2 separate regions of the Homo sapiens genome follow, and region 1 is linked to region 2. A link is a loop called in an ENCODE intact Hi-C map of the cell type or tissue named here. Cell type or tissue: endothelial cell of umbilical vein. All regions are shown on one strand. Each heading gives the region's core, and the rest is flanking DNA. Links, peaks and the distances in the headings are about the cores only.

Region 1 (7,942 bases), core at 2,372-6,371, 110 kb after region 2:
AAATAATTAAATGGTATTAAGGAGGCTCCAAGAAACAACAGAAGAGATGAAAGTTAAAAGCATTTGACTCTACAGAAGGTGGAAGGAGATGGAATCTAGTTACACTTGTGGGGATTCCTGTTTACTGGGAGGAGGGTCAGAAACAGCATCATGATAACAGACAGAAAAAAAGACAGTGGCAGTTACAAATAGGTCCACAGAGATGGTGGCAGCACTATTTGGGAGTGCCACTTGAAAACTTTGTTTTGTCACAGAAGTAGAAAGAAAGGTTATCTGGTGAGGAAGAAGGAATGGAATAGGACTGGCTTGGAAATTGGAAGAGAAAGAGGAAAGTTTTAATGAGTTATTCTGGGGAATGGGAGAGTGGGAGTTTGACCAAAGAAGTTAAGTTCCATTGCTGTGCAGTGTTGAGAGCTCGATCTGTGACAGAGGTTAGACCATGAGGCTAGTTTTCTGCATAGGTTTTCACCGTGGACATGGATATTTTCATCTAGACTTAGGATATTCTAAGAAAGGCATGATGGAAGAACTGCAAGGGGGCTCTTTATAAAGAGTTATTTGAAGTGATGAAAAATAGAATTTGAACAGTAAAAACTTGAAGTAAATAGATAAGAAAAAATAAGAGAAGTCAATAATAATAATAGCTATAATTTGTTGCTCACCTACTATGTGCAAACAACTTTTCTAAATATTTTACATATATTTACTCAATTCTTGTGACACTCCTATGAAGTAGGTATTATTACTTAAATTTAAACTACCATTATTACTCTAATTTTACAGTTAATATGAAGACATCTACCTTTATACAAAAAATAAATGGCAAATATGGAATTTGAATGTTTCTATAGTCTAGTTCTTGTGCCTTCGCTAAAGGACTTTGCTACACAGAGATCCTGAGGAGCATAAATATCACTACTAATGGGGGAATTGAACAAGTGAAATGGGAGGTTTGGAGATGTGCATTGGAAGAGATGATGATTGAATTAGAAAATTCAGAAAGAACACACTTTAAGGTAACAACAAGGTTCTGTTCTAGGCAACGTGAACTTTCTTTCCCCCTGCTACCCTCCAGTGGAACAATTCAATGCTGCAGGTATAAAATACTTTACCTGCATTTATTGAAGATTATCTTTTTCATGTATCATTTTTGAGACAAAAAAAAGTTTTGATAAGACATTGAGATCTTAGTAATTTTGTTATGGATTTTTAAGAAAATGGATTAAAGTATTCTCAGTGAAAGCTCCATGGGAGAGCATCTTGAGGTAACAGTCTCAAGAAATGGGTCAGACTGGGATAAAGACCAAATCACAGAGTAGCAACATATGTTTATTTCAGGTTATGATAGATCACATAATTTGTACTTCACCTTTATTATTTCAGATAACTAGCATGGAGTTTCAGAAGGTGATTTTTTTTTCAGGATGAAAGCTTATTCATGCGGGTATATCTTTGGCTCTAGAAATTACTGTCATATACTCAGTAACCTTTTTGAAAACTTGCTGATTGATCATACAAATCAGGGTCATCATTTGTGTTTCTCAAGAAATACTGAAGCCACTCCAATAAATAAACTTCATGGTAACTTGTTGTTTTTACTTGATGTAATGTGACTGGCTAACCATTGTATAATGTCTCTGTGCTTCCATTTTGCATTCTATAGGGCTAGAGGAGGTGTACCACTGTGGAACAGTGTACAGGCTTCCAGGCTCACCTTGATATAGGAACAAGCTTGGCCTAAAGAAGTCAGTGTGGATGAAGTTTGGTGGAGGGAGATGAATTACAAGACTATACAGGACTCGTTTCCTTGCCATAGAAAGGAATATGAATTTTAATTTAATGATAAGAAGCAAGTAGAGACGTAATGTCTACCCCTTTTTATAGGTATAAAATGGAGATTCAGAAAGGTTCCATAATTTGAAGATGGGAGTCTCATAAGTGGCAAGGCTGGACTTTATACTCCTGTCTGCCTGTTACAATGCCTATTCTTTTTTCAATACCACCTTTATTATCTGGTACATAGATACTTAACAAATGTTTCTGAACATATATGTGCTCTGTGATACAGCAGATGAAACTTTAAATAACTGAAGTGAATACATTTAAAAATACTTTAGATGCATTTATTAAAAGATAACAATAACAACAAGCTTTATTTTGATCATTTAATTTTTCAATAATGTGTTAAATACTTTGTATGGATTATCTTATTTATTCTTAATAACAATCCTGTGAGGTAGGTACTATTATTATGCCCATATTGTACGTACATGGACAAATATCTTCACCTCAATACTGTGAGGTAGGTACTATTAGTATACTCATTTTATAATAACAAATATTGAATATTTAACAAATATTGCAAATCTATACTTAAAATGGGTAGAATAATAGTACCTGCCTCACAGGATTGAGGTGAAGATATTTGCCCATGGTCATACACTGAGTAAGTGATAAATTCATAATAGCAGAAACTATTTCACTATTTGCTTGATTGTCACAGGGAATTCTTTGAAACCATGTTTATATTTGTGGTTATTCTGTGTATGACTAGATGGTTATAAAAGTTTAAAAATTAATTTCATAGTTCACATTTTTAATTTTCTATAACAATTCAGAGAGACTATCCAGACATATGAATTAGGAGAATAATTCTGAAGAAATAGATGACACAGCAAAGGACTCTACATATAGGTTAGGACCATATTCTTGTTGGGAAGATGGCCAAAAAAGAATTTTGAGGATATTTTTTCAATTATTTAACAAATATTGAAAATCTATTATGTTCCACTTGGAAAAGAAAGAATTGGTGGGTAGGAGCCAACTAAGATCCAATAAACTTTTGTCTGTGACTTAACTCTTCTGAAGTTGTCAGAACGTTATGTTCCCCAGAGTTAGTTGTTTTGGTTGACAGAAATCTATGATATGCCAAATAAAGACTTTCTAGTTACTATTAACTTTGCCTTGCATGTAGAAAGAAAATATTACTCATCAGAACTTATCATAAATCTTAGGATGCAGTCATATCCCTACATATATTTTGATTATTTCAAAATCAAATATATACTTTAAAAAAGGCTTACTATGTTTTGAAGGGTTCATATTTTTTTTCTGAAAAATGGCAAAATAGTGCTGGCCTCATGATGCTTGGTTTAGTACAGGAACATACATACTAATATAAACAGTATGCCCAGCCAATTCATTATCATCCTGGAACTATATTCAGCCTGGCTACTATCATGAAAGATGAGTAGAAGCAGTGAGCTGGCAAAGCTGGCCTCTGCCTCTGGTTGTTAAGCTGTTGGCAGCTCAGGATGCATGACCTTTCAAATATACGCTTCTAATTCAGGACTTCTTATGATGTCATGTAGTTATGTTCTTCCCTTTTAGTGTATTCTCTCTTCAAAATTCTGTGCTGAAAAAAGGAAAAAAAAGAAATGTAAGCTACTATCCTTTTGGCCAAATGTTGAACTTTTCCTTCTGTAACTTTGTAGGTAGGAGACAGCAGAGTAACTGATCTTCCTACTGAAATGAATTTCCTTGAGCAAAATTATTTCAAAAAATATGTCTGGTATCTTTGTTTATACCTCAGGGTTGCCGAGCTGTCAGCTGCATGCCTGCTTTTCATTGAAGCATATGTATATTTGTGTATATATGTGTTTGTATGGCTTCCAATAGCATAGTAATAATTTCAGGGGAGGAAATAGAAAAGAAAGCAAGATAAATGTATTACATTTTTGTATTTCCTCCTTGCATTTTTTTAAAGATAAGACTCTGTTGTAAAATATAAACTGGCAATTTGATCATTACTTGTTATTCATTTGAACTAGTTCAGTCAACAGATAATGGACAGTGAACAGAGAGACCTCTTTTGGTAAGCCATGTAGTTTTTCCAGGGGTGATTGTTATGCTATGTGTATTTAGATAGAAGCTTTTCCCTGTGTAATCAGCTTGCTGCTGCCCATTTTACTGCCAAACATTCCTTCTCTATGGTAGCATAATACTGTTACCAAGGGAACAGCTTATGGCCGACACATACAGTAGTGCCACAAATTAATTTCACAGTTATCAGGATATAAGGTGATAACAGTAACGTGAGCTACTGTGAAATTACCATTGTTCCCACAGAGTTAGTGTAATTATTACTTTTGTGGTAACTAAGCAAATAATTCACATCACTACTCCTGGATGTTTGTTCTCTCTTCTCTGTCTCACCCTCCTTCTTTGTCTTTCCCTTTCCTTCCTATATTTTCCTCTTTTGTTGATTCAGACTCTCTCCCTGAGTCTCTTTTCACAATTACCAATTAATGTAGAGTATTTTTTATATTGGCATTAAGAAAGAGTTTTATTGAAGTGGGGTGAAGGCATCTCATATATGTAACTCATGGGCATAATTAGGATGTTCACTTCTATCAAAGATATAAAGGACTAAAACAGTGTATTGAGAGGATACATTCAATTTGTGATCAATGTAGACTCAGAGATTCCAGTTTTATTTTCATAGAATGTTAACTTCATGTGTTGAATAGAAGGATCAGTTTAATGTGATTAAAAGCAGTGGAGAAAAATTAACTTCCCTAATTAGCTGTGTTGCTTAGGACAAGGAAAACAACTTAGCTTTTTAGTACTTACATCTATAAAATTGGGATAATAATAATGCCTACCTAACAGAATTGGTATGTGGATTAAAAGAGATATGTGTGAAAGTGAATTTTAAACTGTACAATAAAAGTTTTAAGCTATTATGATCATTGTCATATAAATGGGGATACATCTGTAAAATGGGGTTAAGTATATTCACCTAACAGAATTGGTATGTGGATGAAAAGAGATATGTGTACAAATGAATTTTCAGCTGTACAATACAAGTTTTAAGCTATTACCATCATTGTTATATTTTAATGGAGGCATCTTTTGATGATAGCCTACCCTCATTATCAGAAAATTTATAAGGATAATTCAAAATAACAGCAGTAACACAGGGAAGAACACTTTTTATTGCATTTTATTATAATAAAAAGAGTGTTTCATTATACCTAGGGCACAACAAAATGAGATGTTATCATTATAAAATAACAGTAATTTTAATAATGAAATTTTCCAGAGAATGAGTCATATTTTTTATTGTTTTTATTGAGTATATGTATATGTTAATTAAAATTTCAGCATTGAAATATAAAATAATATAGGAGTGTGTATAGTATGTCCATTATTTTTTAAAAAGCTACAATGGTGAGTACATGTGAAATATGAGTTGTTCACTATGTCAAAAAGTGAAGTTGCTAAGACAAAGGTAAAATTATAGAAATGAGTTTATGTAGGAATGTTTGTTTTTAATTGCGTCAATGTGCATTATGATCTTTAGTCTCCATTCTATGTTATTTTGCTTTTAAAACGTATTTTATGTATTCTGTTAGCAAGATCAGCATATAGCTAACAGTTAGTATCAGTTACTAAATGTTGAGTAGTTAATTATGTATTTATTTATCATTCTAACACTATAAATTATACACTTTTAGCAGTTAGAAAATTGATACATGATAGAATAAAATAATTTGATGAAATTTGTAGCTAGGCATATTTGTTGAATGAATGAATTAAATATGGTGAATATGTAGTAAACTGCCTCCCATTGCTAAATGTCTTTTTAGAGAGGGTAGGAAATTAAAAATAATTATTTTCTCATGTAAATTTTTCTGCCACCCATTTTGAAGTTACCCAACACTGGTAACTTTACATAAAGAAGTATGACTTTAACTGGACTCTGTGCTCATCCCATTAGTTAAGACTGCTTTCTCACATTATTATTATTTTGGAAATAAGTAAAATTATTTTTATTTCCTACTCTTATTTGTTCTCTACAAAGAAAATCTAATGTGATCTACAAAAAGATACTAGAACAAACAAGATTAGGTATATTGCAAGATTGATATACAAAAATCAAATATATTCTAATCACTAACAACAAACAATTAAAAATTAAAACTTAAAGCAATACCATTTAAGATAGCATAAAAATTATACAGTACTAGGGATAAATCTGACTTGTGAAAGATGTGAAAGATATGTGTACTAAAAATCTATGTACCCTGCCCTGAAATAAGTGAAGCATGGCTTCCCACTTTTTAAGTGTGAAATAAGCGTGGTGACTTTTTTCCGAAAAGTATAATATGTAAAGAGTTGGAAAAGAGTAACTTTACAGAAGAGAAGCCTGAAAAATACTAACTAGCCAGGCAATCAAGATTGATATCAATGGTAGTAAGTCATGTTGATAATATGTACCCTTAGGTGAATGGAATCCAGGTCAAACAAGCTTTTTAAAATAGAGATTTAAAAACAAAACGGAAGTAATATATGTTAACTGTAAACATCTATGATCAGTCTTTAACGTTTTTAATTTGCTTTTCTATAATGGTGAATGATGCTGAATATCTTTTCATGTGTTTTATGCCATCTGTATGTCTTATTTGGTAATGTGTCTGTTTAGGACATTTGTTTATTTTTTTTGGTCGGCTTGTTTCTGTTATTATTTATTTTTGAGAGTTTAAACAATATTATGGATTCAAGTTCTTATCAGATATGTGCCTTGAAAATATTTCCTCCTAGTATGTGGGTTGTCTTTTCATTCTCTTAAGAATGTCTTTTGGCCTTGCCTGGTGGCTTATGCCTGTAATCCCAAAATTTGGGAAGGCTGAGGTTGATGGATTGCTTGAGCCCAGGAGTTTGAGGCTAGTCTGGGTAACATGGTGAAACTCTATCCTTACTAAATATACAAAAATTAGCTGGGCATAGTGGCGCATGCCTGTAGTCCCAGCTACTTGGGAGGCTGAGGAAGGAAGATCACCTGAGCCCAGGAAGTTGAGGCTGCAGTGAGCCATGATTGCACCACAGCACTCTAGCTTGGGCGACTGGAGTGACACCCTGTCTCAAACAAACAAACAAACAAACCAAACAAACAAACAAACACAACAACCAGGTGTTTTAAAGAACAGAAATTGTTATTTTTGATGAAGTTAAATTTATCAATTTCTTGTGCTATGATGTGTATTTTGGTGTCATATCTAAAAAAATCTTTGTCTACCCTAGGGTTGCAAATATTTTCTGCCATGTTTTCCTCTAGAAGTTGTGTAGTTTTGTGTTTTACATTTGGCTCTAGGTTACATTTCACGTTAAATTTTATATATGGTATGAGTTATGGTCAAAGTTTTTTTTCGTTTTGTTTTGTTTTTGTTTTTTTCATATGGGCATCCAATTGTTTTAACACCATTGTGGAAAAGACTCATTTCTCCACGGAATTGACTTTGCACTTTTATGAAAACCAGTTGTCAGTATATTTGTGGGTCTCTTTCTGGACTTTGTATTCTGTGGCATTGATCTTTTTTTCTATATTAACACTGGTATCATATTGTCTTCACAGTTAGTCTTGAAATCAGTTAGTTATAGTTCTCAAAGTTAGTTTTCCTTTTTATAAGTTGTTTGGCTATTCTAGGTCACCTGAAATTCCATATGAATTTTAGAATAAGTTTGTCTATTTTTACTAAAAGCATCTGCTAGGATTTTGATTGGGGCTGTGTTGACTTGATATATCAATTTGAGGTGAATCACCATCTTAACAAAATTGAGTCTTCTGACCCATGAACATAGTATAACTTTCCATTTTGTAAGGACTTTAAATTTTTTTCTCAGCATGGTAGTTTTTTAAAACATATTTTAAAACTTAGGAATAGTTTTAGGGTTACAGAAAAATAGCAGAGACAGTACACTATATAGAGATTTCCCACCTACACCAAGTCAGTTTCCTTTATCTTTAACATCTTATATAAATGTGCTTTGTCAAATTAATGAACCAGTATTGATACATTATTATTAACTGAAGTGCATACTTTATTCGTATTTCCTCAGTTTTTACATAATGTTCTTTTTCTGATTTAGAATTCCATCC
Region 2 (7,942 bases), core at 1,945-5,944:
TATATCGTGTTTTCTTTTCTTTAAAGTCTGTATACATTTAGATGTGTTATAAAACTGATTCACTGGAGCCCTTGACTGAAGGACATTTTTCTTTTTATTTCTACTTTATAATGATAATGATGTCATTGTCAAGAAAACCAGTTCATATTGAGGACTGAAAAAATATAATGACAAGGATATGATCTAAGGTTAATTTTATATTAGTCTAACCCTTGCTCCCTTTGCATCTTTAGTCCTGTATAATTTTGAATTAATTATGCTACAGGAGCAAATAGTTAGAGGTGCATATTGGGTAATTATAATTTGCACTACAGTGTTCAAAACAAAGCAATTCTAGTCTAGTTCTCAGTTAATCTGAAAGTGAAATAAATCCAGAATCTATGAAATTCTTTATTTTATCAATTCTAAAATAGTATACTTCCATAAAAACATATATTGGGCTTAAAATAAATATAATTTTAGGTTTGGTAACTTTAATTGTGTAAGTCAACTTTCCTGGAGAAATTAGATTACATTGACTATGCAGGTGCCCTTGCTATTACTCAAGATCAGTAGTGCCTTTTAATACCCATGGCAACTGATTTGGATTGATATGGAATTTTGAGTACAAACTGTAAGGGAGTAATAACTTTCAGTAGGTTCTTAGTTGGAACATACCCCTATTATGAAAGATGGATTAACAAGAGAAAAGTAAACAAGCTGATTAACATATATATTTCACAAGTACATGGGAGATACCCAGAGAATGAGTAGTTTTCCCAGAAGTGGTTTTGAAATAGCTCCTTCAACAAAGAACAGTACATTTTTAGAGAACTGAAAAGACAAAGGATGGCAACTTGAGGAGAAGGCAAATGCATGGCAGACAAAAGTTAGTAAAACTTGTTAATATAAATTCCTCTGGTACTGTTGCTAGGCTGATAAGGGTCTAAAGCTGTCTTTGGTGGTTAACCTTTTTTCTTTTTGGTAGAGAGGTGGGCAGGATACCATTTTCTTTGTAAATCTATCTACTGCTTTTAGGCAAATAAAGGGAGGCCAGAGAACTCTCCTGTGTTTCTTCTTAACTGCCTTCAGTGCAATAACCCTTCATATTTTGGGAAGGTATATTCTGGTCTCCCACACTTCCATTATGATTAAGATATTGTCACTGAAATGTTATGATTACCTTGCCACCCAGTGGATCCTGTATAATCATTTCTGAATTATTCCATTGTTTTAATAATGACATCTTTAAATGTGTTTGATTTCCATCATGATAGTACATGCATATCATAAACATTTAAAAATAAACAAACAACTTTGTGGAATAGTGGTTCTATTCCTCCCAGTGATATGATGGTAAACTAGTAAATGGGAGTTAGGGGAGGGATGGTGCAGAGAAGGGACATCCTGATGTGTAGCCCTTCCTGATTACCCTGGGGTAAATACAGCCTCTGTTGCTGATTTTAAGCCCTCCCTAAGAATAGGGAGTTGGAAATAGATGTTAGCTATCCTCTCTCCAGTGCCCACTGGGTCTAGCTTTCACCTCACCCCTCTCCATCTTCTCCTATTTCCCTTTCTAGAAGCAACACTTTAGCTGTTTCTCTTAATTCATTTGCTAGTAAAATTCAAATTTTTATTCAGCCGTCAGATTTTTGGACAGTTAAAATGTTGTTGTTGGCCATTTGCCTAGCAGTCTTGGAAAGGCAGCTTTTTAAAAGGCTGCCTAAAGTTTGAATTAACATTTTAAAACTCTAGATATTTGGATTTCTTAGTTCCTCTAGTATAGTTTGAAGTAATTTAAAATTACCAAACAATGGGCCTGAATGTGAAAAAAGATGAATTGTAAGACAGTATCAAGAAAGATTTTCTAAGGAATAGTTTTAAAAAGATACTGTTGATATTAAACATACTTATATGTTAATATATAATTAACTTAATAACCAAGGACATTTACTTAGCGTTGTCCATGTTAGATATTGATTTGCTAGACCAACATGTTTTGACCATTTCAAGATTCTGGTTATGACAAAAACTCAAATTTGGAATTGATAGACAGAACTGATCCATAAATTGTGAGAAACACCATTTACATACGTTTCTAAAAATTTTCACATGCTTCATCCAGCTCTATAACCTGCATTTTAGGGGGTTATCATTCATTCGGATTAAAACTTTTAAAAATAAATATGTATTATATTCAGTAAAACAAATTTTAAAGCAAAAGAAATCGGAGCTATTTCATTCTTTGTGATATTGTTAAATATAGATTGTTTCTAGTTTTCAAGTTTTAATTTTGCTTCGTAGTAAATAAGAGATGTATTATCAAGCCTTTTCTTACTTAAATCTTAACAAGTGTGTAAATAGTATGAATGTTGCTCACAACCCACACTGTTTGTAATTAAGTGGCAAACTTATTAATTTCCATCACAGAAGTCTCCCATTAAGTCAAATTCTCTTCTGTGCCAGCCCAGTAACCTTAATTACGATGCAATATTTATCATCCTTTGGAATAATGTTTATATCTTTGAGTAAGTCTAAGTGTTAGGAAGGTTTAAAGAAAGCGTGGAACTATGTAGTGTTGGGAGGTACCTCTTTCTAAACACCTGGAAGTTATTGCAGTTATTTAGATTGAAATGAAAAATAATAGCTGTTTGTTTTCTAGTGGTATGCTCCATTTAAGAAAAGTCTTAAAAGGTAGATTGTTTTGTTTAGTATGCTCCTTTAGGAAAATATTCTGTGTCTAAAATAATAAAGAAATCTCATTAGAATCTGAATGTTACTAATTTGATGAAATTACCTCTTATTATATAGCAACATACCCCTGCTTTTAATTTATTTTCAGTCTTAATCTTTAAAATGACAGAGAAAGTGTAGGAAGCATTGTATTAAAGTGATGGTGATAATTTACATATCTTTGAGATGAATAACATTTCAATGGAAACAGCAAACTTAATGATTAAAGAATTACTTGACATGTGGGCATCCTGTAATCTTTCCTATGGAAATTAAAGAAAACCAGTTTTACCCAGTAAATCCAAAACACTGAACTTCTGACCTCTTATGCCTCTCTGGTCTATATTATTTATGCATCTTCTAATTCTTGCTCTTATGCTACTTTCAAGTATGGTTTCTTATCAGAAGTAGGCTCGTAGGCAATGTAAAGTCATGGATAATTCAAAGTATTCAGGAGCCTCATTGTAGTGATATTTTTGTATGAGTGTGGTGATGTCATAGAGTTAGGAGACTTGGTTCTAATCTTGACTCAGTCTTTAATATGGATTGTTCTTTTACTTCACTAGGCGCATCTGTAAATAGAGGTCCCTTGTGGCTCTTACACTCTAAGGAGATACAATTCAATTTATTGCAAGTCTCTATATTTATGCCTTATATAAGTTCCTGGAGATACTGAGAAGGGTAATAGCCAGTCATCATACTCAGTAAGCTGAAAGGCTAGTGGGGCAGACAGGCATATAAGCAGAGAATTTTAGACTATGTGGATTTCAATTGGAATACAAGAATTTGAGGGTTTAATAATATATGTAAACTATTTTATAAATTGATAAATATTAAACCCAGAATTTCTATTTTAATGGAAGTAGCATTACCTGACATTTCTGAATGGTAAATGTATTTTTGATACCAGAGCATCTGTGATTTTTTTACAATTAAAGAAAAATCTTAGCTTTTTAGACAAGATGTGTGAACTTAATTCAAATCCAACAATTAATTGAAAGGCACTGGAGACATGCTGTATTTCACTGTCAGTTTTTTGTTATTGTTGCTGCTTATATGTCATTTGTAAGATGACACCATTATTCAAGTGATGAGCCAAACAGTACTAAATATTTTTTTCTAAGCCAGTTTTCTATCCCAACTTTTATTTTCTGTGCATACTATTCCCCTTATAATCACAAATTGTTAATATGGGAGGTGTATTTACTTTTCTGTCTCTTTACAACCTATACTCATTGTTATCAAGTCCTGCTAGAGCTTCCTTAACAATATTTCTGAGGTTTGTCTCTTTCTTTTCATTTGAAGTAACACTATATAAGCAATGTGTACCAGGAAGTTTGGTATATATTGTGGCTTAATCAGCATATAATAGACTTTTCTTTAATCTGACTTATTTCAGGTCTTGTTTCTGTAGCTGCACCAGCGCAAAATTGATTTCAGTATTTACAGTGAATATGCAGCAATCGTTGAGTTACTACATTAAAATGAAACTAATATTAGCTGCCCATAGAAGAAGTACAGAGTAGTGAATAACAGTCCATAATCTGAAGCCAAAATATGTGGGTTAAGAATCTCTGTTACTTCCTGGGGAAGTTACTCAATCTCCTTGTGATTTAGTTTTCTCATCTGTACTTGAAAAACACTTGAAGGGGTGCCTGGCATACTGTAAGCTCTCATTCAACATCAGGTATTACCAAATAGTCATCTGATATAAGAACATTAAAAAATGTTCTTATATCATTTTTTAATATAATTTTTTTCGAATAAAAGACATTATAAAATTTTGATAAAAAGTTGCTAAACTGTCTTATTGTTGAAGTATATATTAGACTGAGAACACATCCAGAAATCAAGTTAGAATATTAATAGAGATAGGGTGTTTTGCATGGTGTATCTTGGGAGCACAGAAATGTGTTATCTACTGCGGCTTGATAGGAGGGAGGGATTTAACAGACTGGTTGGAAGTGTGGATTTTGGGGAGGGAGTTGTGTGCATGGGAGATTTTCAAAAAACAGTTTGCAAAGGAGCATTGGATATATTTTATTCACATCATTATGCTATATTGTAAAAAAATTATGTCAGTTAAAATGGAGAAACCTATTAGCAGTCAATGAATGGAGATGAAAATGAATTACTTTTTTTGTGCTGGCACAATAAAATTTCCATTGATCATTCTTTGAAATGAGTAAGTTTTGGTTTAGGATTTTTGACATTTGATGGATTTCAAGAAAAATACTTAAGCTGATGTGATTTCCCACTTATCTTTTAAGTACATAAGCCAAATGCTTTTATTTTGAAGTTTCCATGCACCCTGGTTTTGAATATTTTGCCTTGTTGATTGGACTATCAGTCCTTCCCATACCTAGTTGACCACCAGAATCACCTTGGGCACTGTAAAAACCAGGTGTTGGGGTATAACATGGGAAAAATTGCTAAAAGCGGCTTAAAGAAGACAGAACTTTATTTATTCCTCATGTAAAAGAAGTCCAGAGATAGATACTAGAGTGCGTATAGCACCTTTTTGTTGTCAACAGGTTTCTGTCTTTCCATTCTGATATCCTCAAGTTCACCTCTCTGTTGAAGTTAGCAGCTAGAGCTCCAAAAGCAGAGAAGAACAGGAAAAACAAGGTATACCTCTCCCTTTAATGAGACTCCTTAAAAGATACACACTTCTAAATGCATATTATTTCCTGGTACTTAGCTGAATGGCTTGTCAAAGCCTGGGAATTATAGTCTGTAGCTGAGAACTATGGCTCCCAAAATGTAATAGGGGTTTGCTACTAAGAAGGAAGGATGGAGTGCATACTGAGGCAGGAGAGCTGCAAAGTCTGCCACAGACATTTGTTAAACTGATTGATTCCCAAGGCCTATCCATGTATAATTGATAGATGTGTAGGGAAATCTGAGATATTCTGATGCAGCTGATTTATTCAGGAGTATCTGTGATAAGTTAACTTTTTCTACTTTAAAGCCCATGGTCCCATGACCACGTATCAATCTCTAATACATTTACCTAAGATTCCTATATAAAAGTGAGTAAAGAAATTACGTATTGCCATTTTGAAAATTTTTCTGTATTGTTTGTCCAGGTGCTCTATAAAATTAAGCCATGTGAAGGAGTGGCCACTAGAGTATGATACTCTTACTGGAATTCTGCATACACTCAAGGTGGGACACTAGGGAATAGATGTACATTTTGTATTGGGGGTTCCAAGACCACCTCCAGGCACAATTGATTTACTATAAATACCCTCAGGATATAGAAGTTGTTGTATTCATGGTTATAGTTTATTATGGTGAAAGAATAAATTAAAAGAAACAAAGGGAAAAGGCGCATTTGTCAAAGTTCAGAGGAAGTCACCCACAAGCTTTCAGTTGTCCTCTCCCAATGGAGTTACATGGCACACATTTAATTCTTCCAGCAAATGATGTGTGACAACATGTGAAGAGTTGCCAATAAGGGAAGCTCACCCAAACCTTAGTATCCAGGGTTTTTAATTGCGTGTTAGTCATGTATACATATAGTGCTGTGTGACTGACTTCAGTTATTCAAGGTTCAGACCACCAGAGAAAAAGCAGATACTCATCATTAATCACACTGTTAATGTAAACTAGCCAACTGTTACAACGTGGCCCAAGGCCTTTGGCATTAAAAAAAAAAACAAAACAAAACACTCTTGTCTGACAGAATAGTCACAGCTTGGTTCCTAGGAGTGAGCTGAGGGCCACTTCTTCTGAAAACAAGCCTTTCTTGGGAATGCTTAGTGTATTAGTCTGTTCTCACGCTGCTGATTAAGACATACCTGAAACTGGATAATTTATAAAGGAAAGAGGTTTGATGGATTCAGAGTTCCACATGGCTGGGGTGGCTTCACAATCATGTTGGAAGGCAAAGGAGGAGCAAAGGCACATCTTACATGGTGGCAGGCAAGAAAGCTTATGCAGAGGAACCACCATGTAGAAAACCATCAGATCTCATGAGACGTATTCACTACCATGAAAACAGTGTGGGGAAACCTCCCTGATGATTCAGTTACCTTCACCTAGCCCCACCCGTGTGACATGGGGATTATTACAGTTCAAGGTGGGTTTGGTTGGGGACACAGTCAAACCATATTGCTCAGGATTTGAGCAACTCAGGCCTATCAGGTTCTTTCCTGTACACATTTCCACCTGAAACAATAAAAAAGAAACAAAATATATGAAACAATTATTTTTAAGATACTGGCTATCAAGCAATGAAATACAGTGTTCCCTGAGAAACATAAACAAATGAAGGAAACCCTAATATTTTTCTAGTTTATCCTCTTGAGAGAGTTTATAGGCTGCAGATCAGAAGGGGGAAACCACACAAAGCCTGGTGGAATCCTTCAATTGGAGAGACAGAGCTGAAAGTCTAGGGAGACCAAGGAAGCTAGAGTTTGTAGAACAGAACAACAGAGAGGCTAGAGCTGCTCAGAGAGAAACCTGCAGATCAGCAGAGGGTTCCCCTTGAGTACTCCACAGAGTAATGATTAGTATACGCATGTGGGAAAATGACCCATGGCTGCGTAAAGAACAGTCCGACGGAACTAGCACTCACATGGGTCTGGGAATAATGCCTCCTCCCACCAGCCAGACTGGAAAACTTCATGATTCATACGACATTGGGTATTCAGAAGTTTTTTGCCTCAGTAGTGGGAAATAATTAGCCCCAGAGCAAATGCTGCTTGATTCCCTCCTCACAAAGCTTAAAACCAAGACCTGAGAGGATCAAATCATTTTCAAATAATTCAATTATGTCCTAGAACAAAACTCAAAAACATTTATAGGAATGCGAAAATATCATGTACCCAATATGGTAAAATTCACAATGTCTATCATCCAATTAAAAATAACTAGGCATGAAAGGATGCAGGAAAATACCACCCATAATGAGGATAAAAATTAATGTATTGAGACAAATCCAAAGCCGACACAGATGTTAAATTAGCAGAGAAGAACATTAAAACTGTCATTATAACTGTATTCTATATGTTCAAAAAATGAAGTAGAGGTGTGCAAAATAGATAGGAGACCCAAATTGAACTTCTAAAGATGGCAACTGTAAGGAGATGAAAAACACACTGGATAATATTGAAGACAGATTAGACACTGCAGAAGAAAAGATAGTTAACTTGAGGACATAGCAATAAAAACTCTAAAATGAAACACAGAGAGAGAAAAAAATGAAAAGACTATCAGTGAGCTG

Evidence for each region. Hi-C counts contacts between places; a loop is a spot of excess contacts. Peaks named below come from ENCODE experiments on the same cell type or tissue, not always from the same donor. Only the 100,000 strongest peaks of a DNase experiment are listed, where the experiment ranks them.
Region 1: a loop joins it to region 2, with 8 times the contacts of the local background. A loop is called at or near these places in 1 of 110 quality-filtered maps.

What each region holds. Positions count from the first base shown.
Region 1 is chr1:97,792,941-97,800,882 of GRCh38, reverse strand. The region is part of intron 3 of DPYD (dihydropyrimidine dehydrogenase); the gene reads left to right. It overlaps DPYD-AS2 (DPYD antisense RNA 2), which reads right to left and starts at 3,962. Exons shown (of 3, transcript NR_046591.1): 1 at 3,811-3,962; 2 at 3,588-3,668; 3 at 2,832-3,415. In endothelial cell of umbilical vein, for the core only: no CTCF peak of the experiment used is centred there; DNase peaks (open chromatin) are centred at 3,312 and 4,012; H3K27ac peaks cover 2,582 bases.
Region 2 is chr1:97,897,534-97,905,475 of GRCh38, reverse strand. The region is part of intron 1 of DPYD (dihydropyrimidine dehydrogenase); the gene reads left to right. Among named protein-coding and RNA genes, the nearest start is that of DPYD, 20 kb to the left of the region's middle. In endothelial cell of umbilical vein, for the core only: no CTCF peak of the experiment used is centred there; a DNase peak (open chromatin) is centred at 4,175; H3K4me3 peaks cover 240 bases; H3K27ac peaks cover 2,918 bases.